Linked DNA regions of Mus musculus: region 2 is linked to region 1. The links are chromatin loops, found by intact Hi-C in ENCODE. Cell type or tissue: left cerebral cortex. All regions are shown on one strand.

The links. Hi-C counts contacts between places; a loop is a spot of excess contacts. Peaks named below come from ENCODE experiments on the same cell type or tissue, not always from the same donor. Only the 100,000 strongest peaks of a DNase experiment are listed, where the experiment ranks them.
Region 2: it touches region 1 in a loop (2.6-fold over the local background); 2 of 42 quality-filtered maps call a loop at or near these places.

The regions. Positions count from the first base shown.
Region 1 is chr14:121,186,852-121,194,851 of GRCm38, reverse strand. The region is part of intron 2 of Farp1 (FERM, RhoGEF (Arhgef) and pleckstrin domain protein 1 (chondrocyte-derived)); the gene reads right to left. Among named protein-coding and RNA genes, the nearest start is that of B930095G15Rik, 58 kb to the left of the region's middle. In left cerebral cortex, CTCF peaks have their summits at 1,035 (motif pointing left), 2,990 and 4,808 (motif pointing right); DNase peaks (open chromatin) are centred at 2,212 and 2,831; H3K27ac peaks cover 909 bases.
Region 2 is chr14:121,109,359-121,117,358 of GRCm38, reverse strand. The region is part of intron 2 of Farp1 (FERM, RhoGEF (Arhgef) and pleckstrin domain protein 1 (chondrocyte-derived)); the gene reads right to left. Among named protein-coding and RNA genes, the nearest start is that of Farp1, 78 kb to the right of the region's middle. In left cerebral cortex, no CTCF peak of the experiment used is centred here; a DNase peak (open chromatin) is centred at 3,374; H3K27ac peaks cover 2,111 bases.

The sequences.
Region 1 (8,000 bases):
TGGCAACAGAGAAGTGACTAATGCAGAAGTATATAACAAAATGATTGAAAGCATGTACCAAACCAGACAGACAGTCTACCTAGAAGGACAGAAAGACTCTGGGTTAGCTATCACGATTTTTAGAACCACACCATAACGAGTTCTGCATCACTAAACCTGAGAAATAAGATGAACTCTAAGCCATGACTCAATCAGAGGATTAACCTCACAATGAACAGGCCTTCAAGGGGGCTCTGGGAATCTCAAGGTACCTACACTAACACAGATATGGTGGTCCACACCTGCGGCACCTGCACTGTGGAGGCTGGATCTGTATCCAGCAAGATCTTGTCAGTAAAACTATAGGGAGGGGAGGGAGAAAAGGAGGCAGTGGCTGTTTAAAAGGCATCTATTCCTAGACTGTCTTGCAGGCTGTGTCTCCAGGCTGACCCACACACGTTCCTGGGACTGGAGAACCAGAACACTGAGTCTAACCTATGGTACTCTTCTTGGTTATTTCTGACTGGCAGGGTGAGTGTTTTCCTATCAGTCTCCCTTCCTGTTTTTGCCTATACAGCACTCTCTCCTTATCCCACCATGAGATGAATCACATAAGCCATTTCCAAACTGCTTCCCCAGAGACTAGCATCTTTGTTAAGCCACATCCCTCACAATGGCGTAAGGGGCTGGTGTTCCAACACCCCTCTGAACTACATAAAACCCTTCCTCCACTTGCTCACCCATCCCAGCTGCCTGAGCTGTTCTCTGGGGAACATCAGACATTCATCTATCTCAGGGCCTATGCACAGATGGGAACACACTCTCCTTCAAAATTTCCATGGTGACTTTCTTCACTTTCTGATCTTTGCTTGTGCCTGCTTTCCAACACGGCTGACCCACATCACTTTAAACTTCAGTTGTGCCTGCCTCTCCCCGATCTCGGTTATTCTGCTCTGTTTCTTTTACATACCACTCACTCACTACCTCTCAGCAACACACCTGAGGTATTCCATACCTACCACCACCTCCCTCTGCTGGTGTGTACACGCCACTGGAATGTGGACTCTTGTTTGTTGCTTGAAGGTGGTTCTCATAAAGAAGTGAATAAGTCTAAAGTGGTAATTCCCATAATGAAACCACAAGGGTGCATCATTAAACAGGAACCACTATAAAACACTCTCAAAGTTTACACCTTCCAAAAACAGTACATGCACGCTACGAATAAAAGGCCCACTATGGGTGAAATGTTTAAAAAAATATATTATAAACTCCAGGATCACAGTATCCCTCTTGTCTCAGCGCTGAGGTATGGGGAGAGTCCCGGACCATGCACATGCTAAACCTATGCTCTGCTACTGAGTTATACACAGTCTTCAGGCTCAGCATTCAAACGATGAGGAAATGTGTCCAGCTGTACTACACATGGCCTGCTGGCCACATGGTAGCTGCTTGTACAGTCACCAACGTATGAGAGGATCCACCTTGCACAGATAGTAGACCACAGCCCCGAGAGTGACCAAGTCTCTCTACCTTACCCTCCAGGAGTTCTAGGAATAGCCCCAGAACACGCACACACTGGCCTGCTGGCTCTATGTGACGAGGGCTTTCAGGATTTGGGTAACTGAGTATTTTCTCACCTTCGCTGTTACTGTGTGACTGCTTCAAGGGAGTGAAGAGAGGGCTTAAAAAAAATCTGTAAACATTTATTATAAATATCTATGTCATACATATAAATATAAACATTTACTGTAAGTCTCATGATTCCACTAAAAATCCATCTTCAGACATGATTTGAATATTTCTTTTTAATGTTATAATCTGTGACGTTCCTCGGGTTAAATTTTTTAAATTTTGAGAATTTCATCCATAACAATGCTACATTTACATCATCTCCACCTTCTTTCTTCTCCTTCAGTTCTTTCCCAGATCTGTACCCCCTCACCCCATGTTATGACCTCATCTATTACTGTATTAACATATGTGCACGTATACACACACACACACACACACACACACACACACACACACACCACTGAAGCCAGAGACCCAGTTCATTCTTTGCTACTCTGCACTGGGTTGTAACTTCAAGCTTAGTCACCTTAACAGCCCTGCCCTGTGTGTGGCAGGAATATAGCCCATGGCAGCCAAAACACCGGGGGCCAGTGGAAGCCAGGACACAAAACACCAGGGCTCCAGTTTACACTTTTCCATGGAATCCTACCCAAACAAACTATACTCAGCAGCATGAACCGCCCACAGTGACCCAACAGCAGCACTTACTCAAAGGCTATGTTGGAAAACAGAGAGTTTCAGAGAAAATCCAGCCAAGTAGGACTGTGAGCTTTAAAAGAAGAACAAATTCTCTGAGTCGTCCATGATTGAACTTTACAGAGGCGACACATGAGGAGGAATGCAGCCAGTGGGGAAAGGCGTAGCCCCTTTGCTAGAGACAGTATGGGGGGTGTGTGTGTATGTGTGTGTGTGTGTGTGTGTGTGTGTGTGTGTGTGTGAGAGAGAGAGAGAGAGAGGGAGAGAGAGAGAGAGAATGTGTGTGTGTGTGTGTGTGAATGTGCATGTGTTACTAGGAGTGGCAGGATCCTCTGCCTACAGTCTGAGCTCACTGAGTGTGTTTTATTCAAAAGTCAGCAGTGGCATTTTGCTCCCAGAAAGATCAGATTAAAACAACTAAAGAACCATGGGCATGATTCTGAAACAAAGACTCAACCATCTGCTGAAAACTAAACCTGCCGTCGGAAGGACAGTCTACGGAAACCAGCTGAGACAAAAATCTGACCGATTTCAGAAACAAAAGGACCTCATTCTAAGAGCTCGGCTCTGCCTTCCGTGCCAGAGTTCTGAGCTTAGCATGCAAGATGACTTCCACATATTTCACACAGTGGTGCCAAGAGAGAAGCTGGTTCCAGCTGCACAGACTCATGGATGTTCTAGGCTACGGACACCGCAGCCAAGAGTCATGTGCTGGTTTTCTTCTCCTCCTCCAATGTGTGATGAGTCCAAATTTCACCGACAGAGGGGAGAAGCCCCGGGATCGAATGTTTGCAGAAGAACAGCACAGAGCAAATTCCTGACAGCTGAAGTAGCACGGTCGCTCACAAGGATGGGTGGAGAGGGGGATGTGCTGTTGAACAGACCTGGGGGTTCAGAATTGCAGGGTGACAAGACAATAATGAACACTGTGTCCAAGACTGGGCCTATGAGTAATAATATTCTTTTAATATTATAGGTCAAGAGGCTTCACCAGTTCCTTGTAGAAAGAAACACACAGAAGAAACAAACACAACAGCCTGCAGTGGAGCGTCCTTCTCACGTGTGTGTTACTCAGTGAAGAGAGCCACGTACCCAACTCCCCGTTTTCCTTCATCCTTCAAAGCAGCCCTCGATGGACCGACTTCCCAATTAAAAACAAATCCAAAACGTGTATTATATTATCTGTAATTCCCTTTTTGATTTGCCACGTTTGCAAACTAGTCATGGTGACCTGAAGGAGCAGTCGCAAAACCTGCTTTGCTTCCCCGGCAGGATGGCCCAGTGGCCACTGCAGGTTTGAGCAGTACGGTGCCTACAGCCCCCACTGGTTTCAAGAGTTCTGGAATTTCCTGAAACATGCAAGACAGAACTTTTACCCATGTCCCATTTTACCAAATCCTCGGCCACAAATACCTCTGTACAGCAGCTCCAAAGACCAAACAGGACACGCTATATGTATATGTTAAGATAAATACTACGGGGCAATCTTCAGAGTTCTGGACTTGTATGTGCCTCCCTAGTTTACTAATGCCTTTGAAAAATAGTGTATAATAATGGATTAAGAAAGCAGATCCTGGGGCTGGGAAGATGCTCAGTGGGTAAAGACCTGAATTTGAATCCTGGGCACCTACATTAAAAGCCACTCAAGGCCATACATTCCTGTAACCCTGGCACTGTAGGGCAGAGAACGGCAGATTTCAAGGGCTTACTAACCAGCCTGCTTAGCCGGAGCAGTGAGCTTTGGTTCAACGACAGACCCTATCTTAAGGAACTAAAGCAGAGAGCAGTAACGAGGTCCTGCTCTACCCTGCACATAGGTGCTCCTCTGCACAGTCACATGCAGCCACCCAGTCATGTATTCAATGCAAAAGCGCCAACAAGCCAAACCAAAAGGAAGCCAGATTCTGATTTGCTGAACATAATGGCTGAGCGATACAGAGCTTGCCTATTTTTAACCCCACTCTCAAGTCACCCTTGACTCACCCAAAAAACAAACAAAACCAACTGGCCCAGTGCTGCTTACGTTTGTACACCTAACGTGGTCGGCCTGGCCGAGCTGACGCCGCACGCTGATGACTCAGGCAGGAGAAGGTGACATTAGTGACCTTCTTGGATAGACAACCTAGTACCATAAACAGCATATGAAAAAGAGGTCAGTGACAGAGAGCCTCACTCTGGTGATTTTATTAATCAAACCAGGGACCTGGGAGCCATGAAGACAGACTGAACACTACCGTGTGAATGACCAGATGCTTCTAGAAGCACTGCTTTCAAGGATCATAGGGAGACGATGTTGAAATGTAGAAGCAAAAGGTTCTTCGATTTGGTCATCAGGTGCAGAAATTATACTCTTCATAGTTCATTTCCACAGATCTTCCTGGAACGTTAACTGCGGTCCTGCAGGGATAGCTTCCTAAGGCTCACCTGCTCCCAGCGAATATCTGTACGGGTTTTCACAGTACCCACTTCCCATTCTCTATCTAGTTGGCTGAGGAGAGTTTGGCTTGTTTATTTTTGCCTCAGGAAAGAGAGTCATGGAGGAGTCAATAAAGCAAGGCCCCAGTGCCCACCAGGTGGCGCACACCTTTAATTCCAGCACTCGGGGAGGCAGAGGCAGGCGGATTTCTGAGTTCGAGGCCAGCCTTGTCTACAAAGTGAGTTCCAGGACAGTCAGGGCTATACAGAGGAACCCTGTCTCAAAAACAAACAAACAAACAAACAAACAAACGAACGAACAAACAAACAAACAAACAAACAAAAGAGTTACAAGGCAGCTAATGTAAGCCAATGGGCCTGTATAACGTCACTGGACAGCCCACGTCAAACACCTCACTGAAATACCCCCAGCATCGAAATGCCAGAAACCCAACTCCTGAAGCGTCCAGGGTCTTTAGTGATCCAAGTTAACAAGAGGGTGGGGGAAGAATGTGACAAGAGAAAGGTGGTCTCCGAGGGACACCGGGTGGTCAACACAGCTGACAGCGGAATTTACCCCAGTAAGTACATTTTCCTCTCCAAATAGTGTACCTTTTTTTTTTTAAGTCTAAAGACTTGTGTATGGGAGGGGCGAAGACTATGCAAGGATACTGTTACCTAACAGTTGACCAATTATCAGATGAGGTGTGGTAAGAGCCTACAGACAGTCACAATTCATGTGAAGACTTTAATGCCAGGGGTACCCACTACACAGTTAACAGTCATGTGAGTGGCAGAGGGGAGAAGAGGGGCAGCAAGGACCCTATCTTGTTTGCTCCTACTGCCAAATCCCACAGACTGACTGCAGGGCTCCAAGGTTGCCTGCCTCACAAAAAATGGGAGTGCCTTCATGAAAGATCAGCACTAAGTCACTTCAGCTGATTCTCTGTCTCCCGTCTTAGCCACAAATTAAAAGACAAAGCAAAGCAAGAGTCACCTGGCACCGTGAAACCAGTTTTGCAGTGGGCATTGTATAAGATTGAGCTATCAAACAGAACTAGGAGAAAGGCTGGCTCAGTGGTGACAAGCGCTGGCTGCCCTTGCAGAGAACCCCAGTTCAACTCCAGCATCCACATGATGGCTGATAATTTCCTGTAACTCTAGTTCCAGGGGATTCAAGGCCCTTTTCTGGCCTCCAGAGACACTGCATGCACCTGGTGCAGAGATATAGATGCAGGCCAAACACCTATACATATAGAGTAAAACCGAGAGAGAGAGAGAGAGAGAGAGAGAGAGAGAGAGAGAGAGAGAGAGAGAGAGAGAGAGAGAGAGAGAGAGAGGGAGAGAGAGAGAGAGCTGAAACTCTTAAGTCTGATGTCAAAAGAACATTTTCCCAGCGCATCTAAGTATAAACCAAGCAGAAAACCCAACTTATGTGTACTCCCTTGAGACCATAGCTCAGCTGAGCAGAAACTCAGGATGTATATTAGTTATAAAGATGGCTAAATTCTATTTTGGTTCAAGTGTTTTAAGTGCTCTGACGTTGATTTCTTTATATGGGCTTTGAAAAAATTGATTGTTGATACTCAACAGGAAGACTGAATTAGGTGGCTGTGAATTCTGGAAGGGACTTTTCCTGTAGTGACTAAGCAAAATTCGCTACAAACAGTATGCAAAATTTTAGTTATTCTTGTAGAAAATAGACGGATTAATTAGATATATGTTTTTTGTTTGGAGACCTATTTTTGTAATTTCCTTTAAAAGTATAATAATAATAATTAATGTTAATGTGTTGGTAAGGTTTTCAACACTGTAATAAATACCAAGAGAAACAATTTAAAAGAAGGGAAGATTCATTTGAGCTCACAGTTTCAGTCCAAGGTTGGCGGAAGCCATTGTTCGGGGGCAGGATTACCAATGCATTGGGTATATGTGGTAGAAGACGTTGCATAACTCATGACAGCCATGAAGCAGAGACATAGGAAGAGATCAGGGCAAGATACACTCATTGTTAAAATATTTCTTTCATTTATAATGTCTATATGTGTGTCTATGTGTGGATATGGACGCAAGAGCCCAGGGACCCATGGAGGCCAGAAGAGGGCATGGACCCCCAGAGCTGGAGTTACAGGCAGGTTTGAGCCACTGGACATGAGGGCTAGGAACAGATTTGAGGTCCCAGCTACTAAGCCATCCCAGATACACCTCTCCTCTTGAAAAAAAAAAATATTTGATTTCATGGGTACGAGTGTTGGCTTGAATGAATGTATGTGCACTGTGTGTGTGCCTGGTGCCTTCAGAGGTCAGAAGAGATCATCAGTTTCCCTGAACAGGAGTTAAAGGCAGTTGTGAAACCCCATGTGGGTGCTGGGAACTAAACTCTGGTCCTCAGCAGGAACAGTACGTACTCTGGACTGGGAAGCAATCCCCCCAGAAGACAGCATTTCTCATCCTCCTCCTTAGCCCCCAGCCCCTACGCTCTGTCTGGCTCCCCTTCTAAGATGTTCCTGAGCCTTGGGGAAGATGGGGGGAGCTTTGATTTAGGGTTTGGTGTGTACTAGTTACTTATTCTTAACATTCCAACCAGCTAGGAGTCTCTGCATTAACTGCTGCTCACTGCAAAAGAAGATCCTCTGGTGGAGCTTAAAAGCAGCACAGGTTTATGGAGTGAAGGGCTGGCACAGCTGCACTTCTCTGAAAGGTGAAGTGTTCAACCCTTCTGGCTCTCGTGGGGTCCACTTGGTGCTGAGGTGGAGGGGAAGCAGCTGGTCTGCAGCCTCTTGTGTGACTGCTGCTGCGGATTTGAACTCAGCTCCTCATGCTTGTAGACCGAGTGCTCTCAGCCACCCAGCCATCTCCTCAGCCTTAGGGGGTTTTAAATATATATTTACTCGTAACTATAAACTCTTTCTATTGGGAATCAAAATATTTTTTTTTCTCACCAGGCCATAAAGAACAGCTTTTCTGGCAAATATGTTGGAGAAGCCACTGTGTAGGCCAATCCTGTGTTGCAGTTATTAATGCATTAATGTAGCACCCAGAGCATATGGCTACATGTCTCTTCAGTTAACTTGTGTGGGTGGGGGCGTGCAGGTTTTCCGGTGGTTCAGTTTTGGCTGTTTCTTGGGTATGCTTGCTACTATAACAAATTCCACTTAACATTTGTGGAAGGCATGGGTTTAGAACATCCTTGTAGAGTTCTGTTTGGTGTGTACATATGTGCACATGCGTACGTGTGTGTGTGTGTGTGTGTGTGTGTTTGTGTGTGTGCATGTGTGAGTTCACGTAGGTTTGCATCAGATGTCTTCCTCAATCACTCTCACCTTATTTTTAAGACA
Region 2 (8,000 bases), 77 kb after region 1:
TATCACTTGCAAAGAGCTCTGTCCTGTTAGCCCCTCGGGATGCCATGCCTTAACTCAAAAGCAATACCCAACGGTGGGATCCATGGGCCAGCCATGGCAGATGCCACCCAGTCTGCGTGCGAAGGCAAGTTCAGTATAAGTATTTAAAAGTTTATGTTTTTAAAAGTTTGATCCTTAAATCCATATCCATTTTATCTTTGTAGACAGGGTCTCGCTACATAGTTCTGGCTAGCCAAGCAATCCAAACGTAGACCAGGCTCGCCTTGTACTTGCAGCCATCTGTCTTGCCTGTGCCTACCAAGTACTTGGTATCACAGGCATTTGCAGTACACCCAGCAGCTGGACACTTATTAACTGACTGGTCTGTTCACACAGTAATCATGGGAACTTGGGGGCTTTCTTCAACAGGATCTGTGGTAACTCAGCACCATTTACAGTTAGGTTACGTCTGCACAAGGCTTTCTCAGGCATTAGCTTAAAGTCAATAAATAATATGGGAGGAGAGCCGGTGCTTAGTATCAACAGCTCTCTAATGATTCTACAAGTGGATTAATGAATACAGAAGGTCTGCTATATTAAGTCCTTACTCCTGGTATGCACGTGGCACTGCTGGCTAGCACACGGAAGGTCACATAGAACCTAGTTCCAGACTTAAAGGAATTTAGCATCTTCCCAGGAGGCAAGATTCATAAATAGCAACTACCAAAATTTAAACAGGAGATAAAACAAACAAACAAACAGAATGACTGGAGTACAGAATGAAAGTGCTGAGAGAAATAGATGCTCAATGAGCTGGGACTGGGTTAGATGTCTTCCAAATGAGACTGCCCCATGGCATCATTTTCTGTGATTTTAATAGAATAGCATGAGACCTACCATGTTTACCATGTTTAACCATGTTTAGCATGTTTATCATGTTTACACATAGGAACAGTGGTGTTAAGCATATCTGAACTGTCGTGAAGCAACCCTACAGCAGTTCATCCTCTCTCTCTCGGTCTGAAACGTGAAGCTTGTTATTCAATAACTCTTCATTTCACACGCAGTCCTCCCCTGCCTCAGAGACCACCACCGTCCCTCTTTTCTCCTACAAAGCTGGCTACTTCAGGTGTTTCTGACAGGGAGAATCCTACTGTCATTCTTTTGTTTGTGACTGCCTTATTCCAATCTCCACAATGTATTCAGAGTTCACCTTTCTTTTTTTACAGCTGTGCAATACTCCATTTGTATGTATATATGTATGTATGTGTCACACACGTACATACATACATACATACATACATACAAACAAACATATAATATTCTAAAAATAACATGCCCCTTATTCACTTACTGTGGATGGATGTTTGTTTCTATGTTGTGCCCACTGCCGATACTTCTGTTAGGAACACATGTGTGCAAATGTCTCTTCATGATCAGCTTCTGCTTCTTTTGGAGCATAGCTCACCCCTCCCAAAGTGAGATTATAGTGTCCTAACTGCCTCCCCGCTTTCCCAAGAGCTATACCAGTCCCAGCAACAGCAGCAAAGGTCCCATCCCTGCACATCCTCCTCCTCCCAGACCTGGTTCTACTCTGGCTTTGCTCTGCTGGGACTGTTCCCAGTGACTATGCTAATGGGTAGTGAGGCAATACCTCCTCATGACCACAGCTTGCATGTCTCAGGTAACCAGTGGCCCTCTGGGGCTCACCAAACCCTGGCGAATGCAGGGACAGTAACAAGGACTTACTTCGCAGCATAAGGGATACATTTCAGGAACAGGAATATGCCAGGGCCGCAGTGAACGTCACAAACACGGCAGGCATGGGTTAGTTGGGCACCCACAAGGTGGCTATCCACTACAGACTCACAGTGGCAGTGGTGAGAGAGTGTAACTCAGAATTCACTCACTTCTGTCAGATGAACACAGTGGACATTTCCCCATGCCCCAGTGCCACCCATACTTTCATTCTCAGTTGTCACCCATACATGGGACTGAAAGGTTTTGTCTTGAGTGGCCTAGTAGCGCAGTTGGCAATCCTACCCTCAGGATCTTTAGACAGGAACATTGTAGGTTCAATGCCAGCCTGGCCTACACAGCAAGACTTGCTAGGAAGAGACCTGTCTCTTCATGCTCCAAAACGACAGTGTCAGGGTCCTGTGGTGAGAGTAGCAGAAATTGGTCTGCCTGTTATTCAAATTATTTGAGAAATCAACTTTTTAACTTTTTTTTTTTAAATAGAAGTTACATATGCAGGGTGAATTATATCCCTCCAAATAAAAACCTTAATAGGCTCTATTTAGGAAAAGAAGTCTACGCAGATGGTCGTATTCTCAGTTAAAGGAAACAAAACAAAACAAAACAAATACTCACAGCAAGAAAACCAGTGAAGGGCCAAGCCGTGGTGGTGCACGCCTTTAATCCCAGCACTTGGGAGGCAGAGGCAGGCAGATTTCTGAGTTCGAGGCCAGCCTGGTCTACAAAGTGAGTTTCAGGACAGCCAGGGCTAAACAGAGAAACCCTGTCTCGAAAAAAAAAGAAAGAAGGAAAGGGAAGGGAAGGGAAGGGAAGGGAAGGGAAGGGAAGGGAAGGGAAGGAAAGGGAAGGAAAGGAAGCCAGAAGGGACAGGTTGGGGTGATGCCCTGTGATGCTCCGAATATTAGTTAAGACAAAATATGTGAGGAAACAACCTGAGAAAGGAGACCAGCAAGACAGTGCAGCAGCTCAGGACACACCTGACAGTCTCAGTTCGATCCCAGAAGCAAAGACAAGGAGCTGCACAGCTGTCCACTCACCTCCACACATGAGTGCACACATGTGCACAGAGAGAAAGACATACATTCATGCATGCAGAAACACAGACACTCATGTGCAGCAAGAGACACATGTACACAGGTACAGACACACACACAGAGAGATGCACAGAGAGAGATACACAGACACACATACACGCACAGATACGTACAGAGAGAGAGAAACACACATACACATGCAGAGACACACAGAAACACATATATACACACACACAGAAATACACAGACACGCATGCACAAAGACACACATGCACATAGAGAGATACAGAGACATACATGCACACACACACACACACACACACACACACACACACATACACACACAGGCATATCCCCTCAAGAGGAACCCACACCATAGACTCCCACACAGTCCATGCAGGAATGCCAAATTATGCCACTACTCAATTGATGTACCGAAAGAAAAGAAACCACAGCTTAGCCTCACCTCTGTGTCACAGCAGAAAGGAGGAGCTGGAAGGGTCCCATGGATGGAGGAAACAGAGAAAAGGTCCTTGTTTTCCTCTAGTACCCTGTGTCCTGCCAAACTATGACCAGAACAAACCCAAAGGACGGCATTAGTGAGCCAAACTAAAGGGCAACAAGTACTGTGGAAGCCGCGTGATGTGGTGCACAACCTGCAAGGCTCCCTCTAAGCAGCCCTGGGTCAGCAGGTTGCTAAGGGACGCTGTTGGCACCTAGCTTCCTGCTGGCCCAGTTTTCTGAAGAAAATGAGCACTGTGTTTTGGAGCCTGGATGTCCCTTCCGGGGCTGTCAGAAAGGAGCTCAATGGAAGGCAATAACCGGAAAGGTCCACCTGACAGAAACTGTCCTGAGGAAACAGGAAGAAAAGAAAGCTCCTCTTGCTCTTGCCTTCCTGCTCCTGCTCTCTTCCCATTTCCTTCCCCCCTTCTCTCCATGTGCTCATGGCTGGCTGCTTCTTCTTCCTCTTCTTCTCCCCTCTCCTCCCTCCCTCTCTTTTTCTTTCTCTCTGCCTCTACTACCCTCTTGACTCCCTTCCCCATGCCACGAATAAACTCTATAAACTCTATTCTATACTTTAAAAGAAAGAAAGAAAGAAAGAGAGAGAGAGGAAAAGAAAGGAAAGGAAAGGAAAGGAAAGGAAGAAAAGAGAAGAAAAGAAAAGAAAAGAAAAGAAAAGAAAAGAAAAGAAGAGAAAAAAGAAAGCTTATGAAAACAACTACTGCATCAGTGGCCAGGTCAATGTTGTATAAATTTCCTGTGAGATTGAAACTTTGTATCCTTATGCAGAAACCTGAACAACTCAAAATAGCTTCAGGAAGTCCCTGAAACTGACAAGACTCTCTAGGCCCCACCCTGCCATAGTAAGAAGCTGAAGAGTCTCAGACAAAAAAAGAACATAAAAGCCGGGCGTGGTGGTACACACGCCTTTAATCCCAGCACTCAGGAGGCAGAGGCAGGCGGATTTCTGAGTTCGAGGCCAGCCTGGCCTACAGAGTGAGGTCCAGGACAGCCAGGGCTACACAGAGAAACCCTGTCTCGAAAAACCAAAAAAAAAAAAAAAAAAAAAAAAAAAAAAAGTAAAAAAAGGCATATTGTTATGAAAAACAATATGATTTGAAAACAACTTAGAAAAGGGTTTATCTGACATACGGGTTATGCGCCAACGTCAAGGGAAGCCAGAGCAGAAACTCAGGAACCTGGGGATGAGCTGAAGGAGAGGCCACTGGGGAACACTGTTTACTGCATCTCCATGGCTTGCTCAGCTTTGTTTCTTATGTAACCCAGGACTACTTGCCCAGTGGTACACTAGAGTAGGCCCTCGTACCCTCATCATTAATCAAGAAAATGCCCCGTACATCTGCCCACAGCACAGCCCAATGGATGCCTTTAACGTCTACCAGCAGACATTCTCTACAGACGACCCCAATTTGTGTCAAGCTGACAAAAACTGACCATCACATTCTGTGAGGCATTCTTGGCCCCCTCCTGAGTGAGCACGTGCTGTTAGCAAGCGTCCCACAGCCAAGACCGCTCTAAGGTTTCTAGCTGGAGGTAAAGTAGACACAGGAGGCATCCATCAGGGCTCAAACAAGAGGAGCTTGACTGTCCATCCTCCCATGCCCAGTGTGAGTCAACGTCACACTGTTGGAGCTACCCAGCTGGCAGTGTCCAGTCATGGCATCATAGACAACAGTGCCAGCTCTCAAGCACGTTTCCCCTCTTCGGGGCTTGGGACTGCCTGGCAACTCTGAGAACACTCTCCTAGTGTGTCCAGATCAAAGGTAATTGAAATTTTACCCTCATACGACTGTTGACAGATGAGCCACCGTAACCTATGTTATGGCTCATATTTCAAGTGAATTCCACTGAAATTACACGACAAGCTGTGTAATACAAACCATGAGCAGAATCCTTAGAAAGTGCTGGATTGAAGCACTTCCATCCTCATGCAGGTGTGACAAGCTAAAGGCAGTGGTTTCTGGGGGCGATGAGGATATTTAAAGGTGAAGGATCGAATTAAAAGCATGTAAGAGCGTAAGAAGCAACCTCTGTTTGCTATGTCTAGTGTCATTTCTGAGGCTGAGGCAGGAGACATGAGTCCAAGGTCAGCATGGACCACAGAGTGGGACCTTGACTCAAAATAATTTAGTAACAATAGTAGAGGCGACAGAGAGTTAGCTCGGCTGCTAACGTGCTGGCCGCCAAAGCATGAGCTTGATCTACATACAAGCCAGGCACAATCACAGGGCCAGACAGTGGAGACAGGAGGAGCTCAGGGGCTCAGGGGCTGGTCTTGGTCAATATCCAGGTTCAGGTGAGACCCTACCTCAAAAATTAATGTGATTTAGAGTGACTGAGGAAGGCAAATGGTATGAAAAACACACACATGCATGCACACACACCATACACACTACACACACACATTACAAACACACCATATACAAACACACACACAATGCCTCTTATCAGAGACCTCAGCAATGTTCCCAACTAAAAGAAGACAATTTCCTATATGCTATTTATCTGTTAATTGGTCCTTGGTGGCAGCATGGAGCCACCCAAGCTGAAACCTTAAAAGCTACACCTATGGTCTCCGTGCACTGGAGCTCCCTGCTCCCAACCTGTCCACTGCAGTCTTCCAATCCCACATGGAGGGGCTGGCTTACCCCAATGACTTCTCTCCTACCTATCAACTCCCTGACGCTCCGTCTAAAATTCAAGCTCAAGCTTAGCCTTCACAGTCACCACCACTCTGCATCAAGGCCATCCCTCCACAGACATGGGCCTTTTCACAGGACAACATCATCCAATGGCCTCTATGGGCTTTACACACAGGTAAAGTGTGGACTGGGGTATGGAGGCCCTCCGGTGGGACTCTGACTCCTTCACATCACTCTCTCACCCCACCCAAACTCTTATGCTCCCTCACACAGACTTCATAGATTAGCTAGAGAGAACAACTGTTCCTTTCACACCACCTAAAGGAAGACATTTGCCAGAGGTCTGTGCCAGCTCACCGCCCACTCATAAATAATGCCCGTCCTTTTCGCAAAGACTAGTAGTTATTTTTCTTCATGTTCTTATCGCTGGCAGCACCTTGCCTCTCATGTTGATAAACACCTTATGGGACCCGGATTGTGTTTCCAAGGTCACAATCCACAAATAAGACCAGAGCCACAGAACCTCATTGTGGGGTATCTGGTGCAACTTCCTGCTCATGTAAGGAGGGAATAATCCTAATAAAAGCTCTTGCACACAATTTCAAGGTTAGTGGAGGCTTTTAGAACTGTTCTTTTCCACAATCAATCTATCCACAAAAACTCCCAGCCTGGACATCATTCCGTGTCTGCTATAGATAGGACTTACAACTGCCACACCCAACTCAGAAGTTCAGCGCAATAAAAAACGAGCAAATTACGACTGGATCAAACAGTCCACTCGTAGAAACACCTGCCTTCATATTTGCAATCAAAGATAAGAGCATCCCTTCAAAGAGCTCACAAAGCCCACACCGCCACGGAGATCTCAAAATCCCAGAACCATCTCCATGTGTCCTGACAACAGGACACAGATTCAAGGATCTTGTTAGACACACCAACTCTAGTAAAAACATACATGTCTCTAGGTTCTGGAAATAATAAGGGCTAAGAAATCAACAGAGCAAAACTGCATGTAAAGTTCTAAGAAAAAAAAATCCCCCCCCCAAGTTGGTTATTTTGTTTGTTTGTTTGTATTGTATTGTATTGTTTTTTTCCTTTTATTTTGAGTTTTTTGAGACCTGGGATGGCTTCAGAATCATGGCAACCTTCCTAGCTCAGCCTCACATGGGTTGACCCCTGACTGCAGTAGGTCAGTCTACCTGCTTCAGCCACAACTTGTATCTCAAAGACCTTCAGAAAACCAGACGGCATCCACTTCTATAGTTGTCAGGCACTGGCAGAGCCTCTCGGGAGTCAGCTATATCAGGCTCCTGTCAGCAAGCACTTGTTGGCATCCGTAACAATGTCTGGGTTTTGGTGATTGTATATGGAATGGATCCCCAGGTGGGGCAGTCTCTGGATGGCCTTTCCTTCAAATACAGAGGTGGATGCTCTCAGCCAACCATTGGATGGAGAACAAGGTCCCCAATGGAGGAGCTAGAGAAAGGCCCAAAAGAGCTGAAGGGGTTTGCAACCCCATAGGAAGAACAACAATATGAACCAACCAGTACCCCCAGAACTCCCAGGGACTAAGCCACCAACCAAAGAGTACATATGGAGGGACCCATGGTTCTAGCTGCATATGTAGCAGAGGATGGCCTTGTGGGACATCACTGGGAGGAGAGGCCCTTGGTCCTGTGAAGGCTCGATGCCCCAGTATAGGGGAATGCCAGGACAGAGATGTGGGAGTGGGTAAGTTGGTGAGCAGGGGGAGGGTGGATGGGATAGGAGGTTTTCAGAGGGGAAACCAGGAAAGGGGTAACATTTGAAATGAAAATAAAGAAAATATCTAATTTTTTTAAAGTGGAAAAAATTGCCAAAAAAGAAAAAACAAACAAACAAAAAAAGCCCCAGTGGGCCACCTGACTGGTTTAAGTGCCACCATTCATGGAAAGGAAGTTCCAGGCTGGTGTGAGCGAGCACCCAGGAAGAGGAACACCCCGCCTGCCACAAGCATGCCAGTGTTCACCTCAGAGCCCTGTCCTTTGTGTTCTTTCTTCCATCTGACCCATGCAACGGCCCTGAA